Regions from separate parts of the Homo sapiens genome. Here region 1 is linked to region 2. A link is a contact called in ENCODE Hi-C or POLR2A ChIA-PET data. All regions are on one chromosome and are shown on one strand. The core of a region is the stretch at or near the end of the contact, and the rest is flanking DNA. Distances in the headings are between cores, read along the strand shown. Region 1 has its middle 33 kb from the start of EREG. Region 2 holds the start of MTHFD2L (methylenetetrahydrofolate dehydrogenase (NADP+ dependent) 2 like).

Region 1 (3,251 bases), core at 304-2,803, 240 kb after region 2:
GCCTTGGCCTCCCAAAGTGCAGAGATTACAGGTGTGAGCCACCACACCCGGCCATGACTGCATAATCCTAAAACAACACTCTATTATTGGATGTGTGAGTTGTTTTCAGTTTTCCGCAGTTGCATATAAGTTTTGATGAATACCCTTGTAACAAAATTGTGCCTCTTTTATATTATTTCCTTAGAATAAGTCCCTAAAGTGAAATTACTAAACCAAAGCTAAGAATAAGCAAATTTTGTGTTTGATATAACTCCCAGCAATTATTTTTTAAGTTTAAGTAACAAAATAAAAAATATATCTATATTAATATCTACAGGATAACTTGGCAAATGATTCAATCATAAGTTATCCTATGAGCTTTTCACCCTACTTGCTTCATCATTCCTTCTCCCTCTCTGAACAATTTGAGAAAAGTTACAGATATTGCAAAGCTCTGCCTCTGAATACTTCAGTGATTATTTCCTAAGAATAAGGATATTCTCTTATAAAACCATAGTCAAGTTGTCAAAATCAGGAAATTAAACATTGAATACTTTTATCTGACATTGATTCCATATTAACTCAAATTTAAATTATCCTAATAATGTCCTTTATGATTATTTCTTTTTTTTTTTTCATTCAGAATTCAATCCAAGATCACAGGTTGCATTTTGTTGTCAATCTCTTTAATTTCCTTTTTCATTGAACAGCTCCTCAGCATTTCTTTGGACTTCTTGATCTAGATATTTGTAAAGATTACAACTCTGTTCCAAATTGTCCCACATTTTGTATTTCTCTGATGTTGGTTAATAATTAAAATCAGATTATGTATCTTTGGAGGGAACATATTGGAAGTAATAGTGTGTCCCTCAGAATACTTTATATTGTGAACCCCAGGATATCAATTTATCCTAATGTTTATGATATTAAGATTGATCATTTTGTTAAGATGACATTTATTAGATTTATCCACTATAAATTTACTATTTTGCCCTTTATAATTAATAACTAATTTGTGGGGAGATATTTTTGGACCATGTAAATATACTGTTTCTCATTTAAATTTCACCCACTAGTTTCCATATTGATGTTTTTCCTATTTGATCATTTCTTCTACATTTGTTATTTGGGGTTCTACTGTAAGGAAGAGCTTTTCCTAAAGGTTTATTTATTTTTATCACTATGAACTATCAATATTTGTTCTATCATTGTTTATAAATTAAACAGAAGAGACCTTTCATGCCAGTTCAGGAGAGGGACTAAGCACCTTGAGCATGTTACCTAACCTCTCTGTGCCACCATTTCCTCATCTCTATAGCAACTCTGCCTTACAGGGCTACTATAAGAATTCACTGAATCAATACATATAAAATGCTAAGAACAGCATTTGGCAGATACTGAATGTTCAATAAGTACCATCTGTTATTACTACTTCGAAAGAAGTTCCTCACAACTGGTGGTTACTTGGGAGAAATAAAAAATTTAAATAATTTGTTCAAATCACTTCTAGTTATTTCTAAATTACATCTGGGGTGATTGTATTTCTCCTTACAGAATTACACCAGTTGTGCTTTTACAGTTTTGGTTTCGTTTTTGGTAAGAATTCAGGAACACATTCTTAATGTTTTATCAGAAGTATTCCTGGGCAATAGAAACTAGGGAAACACACAGCTTCCTGCATCTTCCATGGAAGGTGGAAGGTAGTGTGTCCGGAATTGGTGGGTTCTTGGTCTCACTGACTTCAAGAATGAAGCCGCGGACCCTCGCAGTGTTACAGTTCTTAAAGGCGGCGTGTCTGGAGTTTGTTCCTTCTGATGTTTGGATGTGTTCGGAGTTTCTTCCTTCTGGTGGGTTCGTGGTCTCGCTGGCTCAGGAGTGAAGCTGCAGACCTTGGCGGTAAGTGTTGTAGCTCATAAAGGCAGTGTGGACCCAAAGAGCGAGCAGCAGCAAGATTTATTGCAAACAGTGAAAGAACAATGCTTCCACAGCGTGGGAGGGGACCTGAGCGGGTTGCCACTGCGGGCTCCAGCAGCCTGCTTTTATTCTCTTATCTGGCCCCACCCACATCCTGCTGATTGGTCCATTTTACAGAGACCCAAGTGGTCTGTTTTGACAGGGTGCTGACTGGTGGGTTTACAATCCCTGAGCTAGACACAAAGGTTCTCCACGTCCCCACTAGAGTAGCTAGATACAGAGTGTTGATTGGTGCATTCACAAACCGTGAGATAGACACAGGGTGCTGATTGGTGTGTTTACAAACCTTGAGCTAGATACAGAGTGCCAATTGCTGTATTTACAATCCCTTAGCTAGACATAAAGGTTCTCCAAGTCCCCACCAGTCAGGAGTCCAGCTGGCTTCACCCAGTGGATCCCCCACCGGGCCGCAGGTGGAGCTGCCTGCCAGTCCCATGCAGTGCACCCGCATTCCTCAGCACTTGGGTGGTCCATGGGACTGGGCGCCATGGAGCAGGGGGCGGCGCTCTTTGGGGAGGCTCCGGCCGCACGGGAACCCACAGAGGGTGGGGGAGGCTCAGGCATGGCAGGCTGCAGGTCCTGAGCCCTGCCCCGCGGGGAGGCAGCTAAGGCCCGGGGAGAAATCGAGCGCAGCACCCGTGGGCTGGCACTGCTGAGGGACCCAGCACACCCTCCGCAGCCGCTGGCCCGGGTGCTAAGCCCCCTATTGCTCAGGGCAGGCAGGGTTGGCCAGCCACTCTGAGTGCGGGGCTGCCAAGCCCACGCCCACCCGGAACTTGTGCTGGCCAGCAAGCACCACCCGCAGCCCGGGTTCCGCCCGGGCCTCTCCCTCCACACCTCCCCACAAACTGAGGGAGCCAGCTCCGGCCTCGGCCAGCCCAGGAAGGGGCTCCCACAGTGCAGCGGTGGGCTGAAGGGCTTGTCAAGTGCCGCCAAAGTGGGAGCCCAGGCAGAGGAGGCGCTGAGACCGAGCGAGGGCTGTGAGGGCTGCCAGCACCCTGTCACCTCTCAATAGCATCATGAGAAGATGGTATTATAGCTGAAGCATTTCCTTTCAGTGGGACATTTGGTTTCCTTGGCATCTGTATAGTTGCGGAAGACAAGGAAGCATATTCAGGTCTTTCTCCAGCTTGCTGTCATCAGGTGCCCGTAAAGAAGACTCAGAGCCACCTCTGAGGGGCTGCTGATTCTGTTTTAGAGGCTATAGTGCAGGAGTGGGGAAGAGGTAGCACAGTGTTTTATGCATGTCTGAAGAAATCCCACAGAGCTGGAGGGACTTGATAATCAGGGATGTGAAC
Region 2 (3,348 bases), core at 261-2,760:
TTTAGCTTTGTAAGAATCTGCCAAACTGTCTTCCAAAGTGACTGAATCATTTTTTTATTCACCAACAATGAATGAGAGTTCCTGTTGCCACACATCCTTGCCAGCATTTCGTATTATCAATTTTTTGGACTTCAGCGGTTCTAATGGGAGTGTAGTGGTATCTCACTGTTGTTTTAATTTGTATTTCCTTAATGATAAATGATATTGAATATTTTTCCATTTTTTTTGACCTCTGTATGCCTTTTTTGGTGGGTGTTTTCAGATCTTTTGCTCACTTTTAACTGAGTTGCTTTTCTTTTTTCTTTAATTGTTGAGTTTCAAGAGTTCTTCGTATATTTTGGGTGTAAGTCTTGTAAAAATGTTTTGCGAATATTTTCTCCCAGTATGTGATTTGTTTCTTTATTAACAGTGTCTTTTGCATGGCAGAAGTTTAAATTGTTTTTTTCTTTTATGAATTGTGATTTAAGTGTTTTATCTAAAGTCTCATTGCCAAACCCAAGGTCACCTAGATTTTTTCCTGTATTTTCTTCTAGGCTGCTTATTTGTGTCAAATGGATTTAGATCAGCCAGGAAAGAGTAGGGTATCCCATTCTTATTGATATGATTTTAAAGAGCATATTTTCTGACAGTCTATGATTTTAAAAAACAAGTTTTCTCAGTAAAAGTGCAGCTATGAAAGACGTTGTTCTGACTCAACAGCAGCAGCCTGACCTTGGGAGAAAAGTTGTTTCCTGTTAACTTCCCAGCTGGTTTTATCTGTGACTGTTTTTTGTGTGTCTGTCTTAATTTGCAAAATGAATGGACAGTCTAATGTTTTACTTTTTCAGAGGGAGCAGATATTTTGCTTCCTCACCACACAAGCTCACCACACAATGCAGGGTTCTTAGCCTGCATCGACTTGATCATAACTCAGGAAAAGACAGATATTGGTCAATATTTCCTTCCAAAAGTGGAGATGATAAAGTAGAAGTATAGAAATCCTAAAGTCCAGACCTTCCTTGTTCAGCCAGGTTTTGCTCCTTCTCCACACACCTTTGTTCTTTTCTCCAACTTCCAAGGAATCTCACAAAGGAAGTGGGAAACAATGAACCTATTACTTCTTTCCTGCTTTAAATCCAATTCCACGTAGTCACGGAGACTGTTGGGCAGGATCTCTGGCTTGGTGGAAAGTGGGGCGTGCTGCCTAAAGTGATAGTTTGGAGGCCTTCTCTGTGCCGTCGCTATGGGAATGCCAGCTATATGTTGGCTGGGTGCGGGGCCCAGTCGCCAGGCCACACTGCACGCTTCCACATCCTCAGAGGGCCCGGGACTTGGGTCCTGGCCCCGCCCCCTGCGGACCCGGCACTCTGTCAGTTCCGTCCCCGGTCCTGGGAACCGCTCTTTACCCCACTCTGCGTGTCTGCCGGAACCTGGCTGGGAAGCGCTACTTGCTGCCCTGCCAGCCCGGGTGAGGGCGGAGCCAGGCCTCCAGCCGCGAGGACTGGAGTCGCGGGAGGTGGAGCCCCAGTCCGGAAGCCGGGGATCCGCGGCCATGACGGTGCCGGTCCGCGGCTTCTCGCTGCTCCGCGGCCGCCTTGGCCGAGCGCCGGCGTTGGGCAGAAGCACAGCACCCTCCGTAAGGGCACCGGGAGAGCCCGGGAGTGCGTTCCGGGGCTTTCGGAGCAGCGGTGTGAGGTACGAGGGCTGCGGGCGCCGGGTGCGGAGCCGCTGGCGGTGGGAGGTCGGCGGGGGCGCGGGCGGCGCTCGCGCGCGTGGGGCCCAAGGCTCGTGGGCGGCCGCGCGGCGGCGGGCTGGGTCGAGGACAGCCTTGTCTGTGAGGTGGCCTTGCCGGTCGCGCGGGCGAGTCGCAGTTGCCTCAGCTTGGGGAACGAAAACGTGCTCTGCTCTGGGCTCTCGCACCAGAATGTTCCATCTTTGCAGCAGGTGCACTTGATTTAGGAAGACATTTGAGGCACTAAGAAAAGGTAGTATAAAAACACGTGGTCGGCTTGGTCAAACATTTGTTTTTACTTTGGTTATTTTAGTGTTTCGTAAATAAAGGAGTAGGCGTTGTGCAGATGACTTACTAATGTTTGCGTTTCTGAATTCCTTTGTTAATAGTGTTGTCTAAGTCTTTTCCAACTCTAAAATTATTTATGGTTTCACAAAACCAAATATCAATCCAGATTTCTCAGTCTTTTCATGTATGGCTCTCCCTCCCTAAACCTCTGTCAGGTGATGAGACTTAGATTCATTACATGTCTTGGTTGCTGGCAAGAACCATGCAAATACAACAGGGTACGCACTCTTCTATCTTATGCTTTACCAGTCTTAGTTGCAAAATCCGTCTTAACAAGATGAAAATATATCTTCTTGACCCAGAGCTTGTGAGTCCAGAAGAGCCTCTGTTTTCAGACTTTCAGGGCTTCCAGAAATGCGCTTTCATTGCCATTTTACGTCCAAAATTGTGTCTCACTCGAGTTTTTGTATCCGCCAGTGCCCAGCACAATCCCTAGAAAAGCAATGACTGGTAACGTGGAAACTTAGATACTGTTTATTTAATTTAAATCAGTTAACTCCCTATTGTGTACATTTAGATCTTAGTCTCGAGTGTCTGAATTTAAAAATTACTTCCTATAGGATTTGCTTTGGACATAATTTCTTGTGACTAGGTCTTCCACAAGGATATGTGAGAAAATAACAGTGAATCAGAGTTGTGTAAGCTGTAGTAGGTTGGGTAAGAATGTTCCACTTAGTTTGGAACTACCAGCTAGATCTACTACCTAGGAAAAGCAGATTCTGTAGAATTCTATTTGTTTTAAAGAATTGAGGAAATTATTTGCCGTCACTCTAAATTACTTGTTTGTATCATTATTTTTTGAATTTCAGTTGTTTTAGGGGTGCTTTTCAGGGTGAGGATAACTTGTTTCAAATAGTACAACTTGATTAATTTCCCTGTCAGCTTGCTGTAAACAACTCCATCTCCCCATCTTCTCCATGACCTGCATACATTGAATGGAAGTCATTACAAACAACAGTTACAACCCCAAAATTTGGTTGTAGCCCCTTGCTTTGTACACACACACCAACTCATGTAGAATTCAAAACTTTTAAGTTACACATAATGACCTCTTTATAATTTAAAATAGTTGAGTGCAAAGGTTTTGGAAAGCTATTATCCCTATGCACTGTAAGAGTTACTAATTTCAGCCCGGCTGCTTTCAGTTCCACTTGATGCAGATTATAGTTATAAAAAAAGTAATATATTTTGATAGTTTTTATTTTTTAAAGAGGGCACTAGGCAAGTTAAGATAAGGCGGGGGTTTTGACGCCCTCTTTGTACTGAATACCATCTCTGAAGGTGAGGTT

Evidence for each region. A loop is a pair of places that touch in the nucleus more often than their neighbours do. ChIA-PET counts read pairs that join two places held with the same protein, here RNA polymerase II (POLR2A). Pooled maps may share reads with other maps.
Region 1: a map of naive thymus-derived CD4-positive, alpha-beta T cell shows a loop between it and region 2 (12-fold over the local background). The contact joins the enhancer-like site here to the promoter of MTHFD2L in region 2. A Hi-C loop is called at or near these places in 1 of 168 maps with a recorded cell type or tissue (naive thymus-derived CD4-positive, alpha-beta T cell) and 7 of 50 pooled maps. POLR2A ChIA-PET finds 5 or more read pairs at or near these places in 1 of 52 experiments (naive thymus-derived CD4-positive, alpha-beta T cell).

What each region holds. Positions count from the first base shown.
Region 1 is chr4:74,396,663-74,399,913 of GRCh38, forward strand. No RefSeq gene overlaps it. Among named protein-coding and RNA genes, the nearest start is that of EREG, 33 kb to the left of the region's middle. Within about 2 kb of position 1,554, at least 7 of the 41 ENCODE cell types and tissues checked have a DNase peak (open chromatin) inside an H3K27ac peak, as active enhancers do.
Region 2 is chr4:74,156,608-74,159,955 of GRCh38, forward strand. It overlaps MTHFD2L (methylenetetrahydrofolate dehydrogenase (NADP+ dependent) 2 like), which reads left to right and starts at 1,511. Exons shown (of 8, transcript NM_001144978.3): 1 at 1,511-1,674. The coding sequence starts at 1,532. RefSeq lists enhancers at 650-1,408, 1,409-2,165.